Linked DNA regions of Homo sapiens: region 1 is linked to region 2. A link is a contact called in ENCODE Hi-C or POLR2A ChIA-PET data. All regions are on one chromosome and are shown on one strand. The core of a region is the stretch at or near the end of the contact, and the rest is flanking DNA. Distances in the headings are between cores, read along the strand shown.

Region 1 (3,523 bases), core at 988-3,487, 280 kb before region 2:
CATTTTGGGATGTGGAGGCAGGAGGATCCCTTGAGGCGAGGAGTTCAAGACCAGCCTGAACAAAAAAGTGAGACCATGTCTACAAAAAATCAAAAAAATAATTAGCCAGGCACGGTGGTACACATCTGTGGCCCCAGCTACTCAGGAGGCTGAGGTGGGAGGAAAGCTTGAGTGCAGTGAGCTGTGATCACACCACTGCACTCCAGCCTGAGTGACAGTGAGAGATCCTGTCTCAGCACTGTATCCATTATGGGGCAGACGAGGAGAGTACAAATAAACATAGCATTTTTTTCCATATAGTACAATGATAAACCTCACAATGGCGACTGCAAACACTGAAAATTCTGGAAGTGCTTTTCCAATTGTAAGAGAAAGATTACTTTTTTTTTTCTTTTTGAGATGGAGTCTTTCTCTGTCGCCCAGACTGGAGTGCAGTGGTGCGATCTCGGCTCACCGCAAGCTCTGCCTCCTGGGTTCACGCCATTCTCCTGCCTCAGCCTCCTGAGTAGCTGGGACTAAAGGTGCCCACCACCACACCAGGCTAATTTTTTTGTATTTTTAGTAGAGACGGGGTTTCACCATGTTAGCCAGAATGGTCTCAATCTCCTGACCTCGTGATCTGCCTGCCTCAGCCTCCCAAAATGCTGGGATTACAGGCGTGAGCCACAGCGCCAGGCCTTTTTTTTGTTTTTGTTTCTTTCTGAGATGGAGTCTCGCTCTGTCACCCAGGCTGGAGTGCCATGGTGCGATCTCAGCTCACCGCAACCTCTGCCTCCCAGGTTCAAGCTACTCTCCTGCCTCAGTGTCCTGAATAGCTGGGATTACAGGCGTGCGCCACCACACCCAGCTAATTTTTGTATTTTTAGTAGAAACGAGGTTTCATCATGTTGGCCAGGCTTGTCTTGAACTCCCGACCTTGTCATCTGCCCATTTTGGCCTCCCAAAGTGCTGGGATTACAGGCGTGACCCACCGTGCGGAAAGATTACATTTTAACTGGGTTGAGTGGGAGGGTTTATATATGGAAAGAACTTTTGCCAGGACACAAGACCTGGTCCGGTGAGAGCTGGGCAACTGTGAATGAGTCTCTTCCCTCTGCTTTTCAACTCCTCACCTATAAAATAGGGATGGTCCTTCTTGTCTACTTTATAGAAGTGCTTGTGGGGTACGGGATTGTGAGAAGTTTTATGAAAACGTGCACCCATGAAATGTTGCTTGAGGAACACTTATTTGTTTCCTGGTCTTCTCCCATTGGATTGTGAGCATCTCAGGGGCACCAAGTCTGATCCTGTGTCCAGGACCTAGCAGTTACCTGGCTCAGTGACTGGCTGTCGAACTAAACTATTGCTCTAATGTAATCACTTTGTATTACAAATCTTTGTAGATCAGTCATCTACGTCGGGGTTACCTAGAGAACTCTGACTAAAGGAAATCCATTGCATTTAGACACTATTACTCACAGTTTGTAGTGGTATCTCCAAATTTCAACACATTTTCCCTTTCCCACGTACATTATGCATTTGTGGGAAGTTCTTTTTTTTTTTTTTTTTTGCGTTCATTGATTTACAACATCTATATCTACATGGATGGCGTGGCTTCTTCATTTTCCTTTGTGAGTGCCTGCAAATCATCTTAATCTGATTTGCTAAGGTATCTGCTTGTTTTCTCATTAGACTGGGAAATGGAGAGGAAAAAGAAAAAAAAAGGCCGGGCGCGGTGGCTCACGCCTGTAATCCCAGCACTTTGGGAGGCCGAGGCCGGCACATCTCGAGATCAAGAGATCGAGACCATCCTGGCCAACATGGTGAAACCCCGTCTCTACTAAAAATACAAAAATTAGCTGGGCGTGGTGGCGCGCGCCTGTAGTCCCAGCTACTCGGGAGGCTGAGGCAGGAGAATTGCTTCAAGGAGGCGGAGGTTGCAGTGAGCCGAGATCGCGAGCCTGGCGGCAGAGCGAGACTCCGTCGCAAAAAAAAAGCGTCTGAAATGCTGTTTTACTGGCTCCGGTAGCGACGTACAGCGAAAGCCAAGGTCACTTCAAGTTTGTAATTGGTTACAATGTCTGTCAGTCACGTTGCCGGAAACCCTGTCCAATTATCCTGCTTGTACTGTGCCCTCCCTTTCCGATTGGTTTTGGGACCGGTTTAAGCTGGAAGGGTAGTCATTGGTTCGCCGCTCTGTCTCGGCCTGAGCCCGCCCCCGCTCGGTTGCCGTGGTTGCGGGCCCTGCCCGCCCGCCAGCTCGCTGACAGCACGACTCAGGGCGGAGGGAAGTAGGTCCGTTGGTCGGTCGGGAACGAGGCTCAGGCGGCCAGGCCCGCGCGGAGCCGTTGCCATGGCAGCCGCCGCCGGGGACGCGGACGACGAGCCGCGCTCAGGCCACTCGAGCTCGGAGGGCGAGTGCGCGGTGGCGCCGGAGCCGCTGACTGACGCTGAGGGCCTCTTCTCCTTCGCTGACTTCGGGTCTGCGCTGGGCGGCGGCGGCGCGGGCCTCTCGGGCCGGGCGTCCGGCGGGGCCCAGTCGCCGCTGCGCTACTTGCACGTCCTGTGGCAGCAGGATGCGGAGCCGCGCGACGAGCTGCGCTGCAAGATACCCGCTGGCCGGCTGAGGCGCGCTGCCAGGCCCCACCGGCGGCTCGGGCCCACGGGCAAGGAGGTGCACGGTGAGCGGCGCGAGCGGCGCGGGGGCCCGGGGCGGGGCAGCCCGGGCGAGGGGCGGGGCCTCAGAGGACCAGTGGCCGCGCTTTGGTCGCCCCCGACCCTCAGCCGGGGTCCCCCGACGTCTGCGCTGAGGGCCACACTGACCCTTGAGTCTCCTTTCAGTAACGATGGTGATGATGGTTTTTTTAGAAAGTCTTCCTGCTCTGAGCCAGTCACCCCAGTCTTCTCTCACTGGGTAATTTCTGAATGGAAACTTCCCATGACTCGGAACGCTTATTGGTGAATAATAAAATGAGGTACTGGGGAACACTTTTATTATCATGGAGAGGGGAGGCCAGAGCCTGCAGCCAAGTCGTACCAGCTTGTTTAAATGCACGGACTTGGACTCCTTTACCACAGTTAGACCTTAGGGCAAATGATAGACCCTTTCAACCTTAGTTTTCTTTTTAAATTTTTTTATTTTTATTTATTTATTATTATTATCTTTTTGGAGACGGAGTCTCGCTCTGTTGCCCAGGCTGGAGTGCAGTGGCGCCATCTTGGTTCACTGCAACCTCCGCCCCCCGGGTTCAAGCGATTCTCCTGCCTCAGCCTCCCGAGTAGCTGGGGTTACAGGCGCCCACTACCAAGCCCGGCTAATTATTGTAATTTTAGTAAAGATGGGGTTTCACCATGTTTGCCAGGCTGGTCTCGAACTTCTGATCTCAGGTGATCCACCCACCTCGGCCTCCCAAAGTACTGGCATAACAGGCATGAGCCACTGGCCCGGCCTCAGCCCTAGTTTTCTCATCTGTAAAATGGGATGAGTTAAGTAAGGTAATGGATGTTTAGCTGTTATGCTGCCTTTGCTGTGCCCCAAACACTG
Region 2 (3,227 bases), core at 722-3,221:
CTCTCATTCCAGGGACCCCGGTGGCAGCCACGTGGCACTTGCTGCCAACCACAGGGCACTGCTGGCCATCAGGTGTGCCTCACCTGGCACTGGAGTAAGCAGGGCTCCAAGTGTCCTGGTGCCAGGCTCACCTCCCCTCACCTGCTCAGGAACACCGCCCGTTAGTGTTCAGAACACCCCTTTCACAGATGGAAAAAACGAAGCTCAGAAAGGAGACATTTACCCTCAGTCACAGACCAACATTGCTGGTAAATGCCCCAGGGTGGGGGTGAAGACGATGGGGAATGGGGAAGACGATTTGGAGGGCTTGGATGCCCAGTGCTGAGCCCGGTGTGGGGTGCAGGTGCAGGCCTGGGAAGACAGGAGACCCAGCTCTGCAGATTCACTGCCTGTGACCTGGGCAAGGAGGTCACCACACAGCCTCAGTGTCCTTGGAGTCCTTATATTTACCCTATAGAGGATAGTCAGGGCCTGGGCACATGGCCTGAGCTCACTCAATGGTGGGAATGACGCAAGAACAAGTTTTGGAGCCGGGATCGGGCCAACAGGGGTCGCTGTGGAGGCACATGTGGTCGCGGGGAGGCCAAGGGCGGGTCTGAAGGAGAGCGGGGGCGGCTGCACCCTGGCATTCACCTGGGGGTCACCCGCAGGCCGCAGTGCTGGCCAGGGGCCCACGTCTCATCCTGGAGGCCACTGCTCGGGTGCACACAGCCCACTTCCTGCGGGCATCCAGCTGGGTGACGCCCCCCCCCACCGCTGGACAGCGGGTCCCTGTCATGGTTACGGCAGCTCCCCCAAACCTGCTCTGGTCCCTGGAATAAGGGGTTAAACCGGTCGGCTGACTTCTCCTGCTCCTCAAAGTCCAGACGCTTCAAGGTGGAGAGACGGGGAAACTGAGGCCAGAACGGGGTAGCTAGTTGTTCGCAGTCGCGCTAGGGGACCCGGTCCTCCGTATTCCAAGGGGGGCACCGTGGGCCATTAGGGAGCGACGGGGAAAGTGGAAAGGAGACGCGCTTCGTGCCCACCGCCCCGAGTTAGAGCCGAACCAGCCCGGGACCGAGCGAGACGGAGCGGCTGCGGGCCGCGTCTCGGGTCCCCGCGCCACGTTTAGTGCCGCTGCGGCCTCCCGGCCAGTCCCCCCTACTCTCTAAGCCTCAGTTTCCCGGTCTAGGAAAAGGGCTTCGAATGTTGCGGGTCTGGCACTGCTGGGGCAAAGGCAGAACAATCTGGAGGGCGGCCGGGATTGGAAGTCCGGGAAAGACTTCGGCCATCCAACATTCCCTGGGGGGACGGGGCTCAGGACGCGGAGGGTCGCTCCGCGGGGGAAGGGGACGACCGGCTGTCTTGGCCGGAGGGGAACCGGACGGGATGACCTCATCCGCGGCTCCAGCCTGGAATGCGGCGGTCGGGGAGGGGGGCAGGGTGCCTGTCCATCTCCCCGGGCCCCCCACCCCCCACTTCCCGCTCTCCGCGTGGGCCTCGGCGGAGGGGAGACATTCCGCCGCGTCGCCCGCTGCCCGCCCCGGCCCTTCCTTCCCCCGCGCAGGAAGGCGCGGAGACAGCCCCCGCTCTGCCCCTCGGCTCGCCCCCTCCTCGCGCATTTTGGCCGCTCAGCCGTGTCCGATCCTCTGCCCCCTCCACCAGCCTGGAACGGGACACGAAGCCCGAAAGCTCGGAGTTTCCTCGCGCGGCTCCGCGGCCGCGCCCGGCCTTCCTGTGGGCACCCGGGGGCGCCTCTCCCGGGCGGGTCCCGTCCCCGTTCCGGCCCCGGGAGCCTAGTAGGGTGCAGAGTCCCCGCGGGCGCCGGGACCCGCCGGCCTCCACGGCCTCCGCCCCGAGGACCCGCGCGCCCGGGCTGTTACCTGGCTCCGCGAGCCCCGGGGGCGCGGGACGAGGGCGGACTCGTCGTCTGCAGCGGCGGCGGCCGCGCGTCCCGGCTGGCAGCCCGGGAGAGTCGCTGGGCCGGTCTGCGCCGCCCTGGCCGCGGGCTCCGCGGGCTGGATCCGGGGGCGGGGGCGGGGTGTGGGCGCTCCCGCCTCCCGCCCGTCTCCTCCCGCCCGCGGGCGGGGCCCGGCCCCCTCCCCGGCCCCCTCCCCGGCACCGTCCTCGCGGCCGCCGAGAGCTGGCAGGGACGCGGCTGGGGGGCCAGGCCAGGCCTCTGCTCGCCACCCCGGACAAGGCCAGCCGGGGAACGTGCGGGCTGCCCCGGGGAGGCGACTCCGGTCCCCGGCCGCCAACCCCTCTTCCACCGGTTCCCCTCGTGGCCTTGCTTGGGGCGTCCAGGCCTGATGAACTCTCCTCCCTCCTGGGCCCTCCAGCCGCGCCCTGCGGGAGTTCGGGGAACCGGGAAGCTCGATCTGAGGCCTTGAATGCCTGGGCCTTTAAACCTTGATGTTTACAGGCATGACATGCCCACTCCTTTGCTCCCCATTCTCATTCCCTTCCATCCGGTACAGGCCCCGCGGTGCCCAGGAGGAAGACAGCCATACTGGGGCGACTGGTAGAGTGGGGTAGAGTGGCCGTCAAGACCGGGACCCTGGAGCCGGACAGCCTGGGCTCCTGTCCTGCCTCAGTCACTACTTACCTTTCTCTGCCTCAGTTTCCTGATCTGAAAGTGGGATAGATAATAGCAGCATCAGATGTTGTGTGAAGTGTTTCCTGCTCCAAGAGCACCTAGGAGGCTTGCTCGGCAGGTAAATGAAGTCGCATCTCAGAGACTTTACAGACCCTCCCCCCACCCCGCCCACCTCCATGGAGGGCAGGGAATCAGCCATACCCGGGACCCTGTGCCATCCTCAAGGAGGGGAGATAGATCTCTGGCCCCTGCCTCCCGTTGTTGTGCCCTCCTTTGACTACTCCCATCTGACTATAGAGTCCTCGGGCTGTCAGGGCACAGAGAGGTCCCTAATACTTCCTGCAGGGCCTGGGGGCTCAGGAAATCTTCCTAGAGGAGATGATACCTGAGTTAAGTCTCTCTCTCTCTCTTTTTTTTTTTTTTTTTTTTTTTTTTTTTTTTTTTTTTTTTTTTGAGACGGAGTCTCTCTCTGTTGCTCAGGCTGGAGTGCCATGGCATGATCTCAGCTCACTGCAGCTTCCACCTCCCGGGTTCAAGCGATTCTCCCTCCTAAGCCTCCGGACTAGCTGGGATTACAGGCACCCACCCACGCCCGGCTAATTTTTGTATTTTTTAGTAGAGAGGGGGCTTCACCATGTTGGCCAGGCTGGTC

Evidence for each region. Hi-C counts contacts between places; a loop is a spot of excess contacts on that map. ChIA-PET counts read pairs that join two places held with the same protein, here RNA polymerase II (POLR2A). Pooled maps may share reads with other maps.
Region 1: a pooled map shows a loop between it and region 2 (2.9-fold over the local background). The contact joins the promoter of ANKRD54 here to the promoter of CDC42EP1 in region 2. A Hi-C loop is called at or near these places in 1 of 50 pooled maps. POLR2A ChIA-PET finds 5 or more read pairs at or near these places in 2 of 52 experiments (PC-3 and activated T-cell).

The regions. Positions count from the first base shown.
Region 1 is chr22:37,843,048-37,846,570 of GRCh38, reverse strand. It overlaps ANKRD54 (ankyrin repeat domain 54), which reads left to right and starts at 2,237. Exons shown (of 8, transcript NM_138797.4): 1 at 2,237-2,660. The coding sequence starts at 2,333. MIR658 (microRNA 658) reads left to right here and starts at 2,200; the gene lies at 2,200-2,299. RefSeq lists a silencer at 2,067-2,766.
Region 2 is chr22:37,559,224-37,562,450 of GRCh38, reverse strand. CDC42EP1 (CDC42 effector protein 1) reads right to left here and starts at 1,971. Exons shown (of 3, transcript NM_152243.3): 1 at 1,863-1,971. RefSeq lists enhancers at 1-120, 423-652, 121-728, 729-1,335.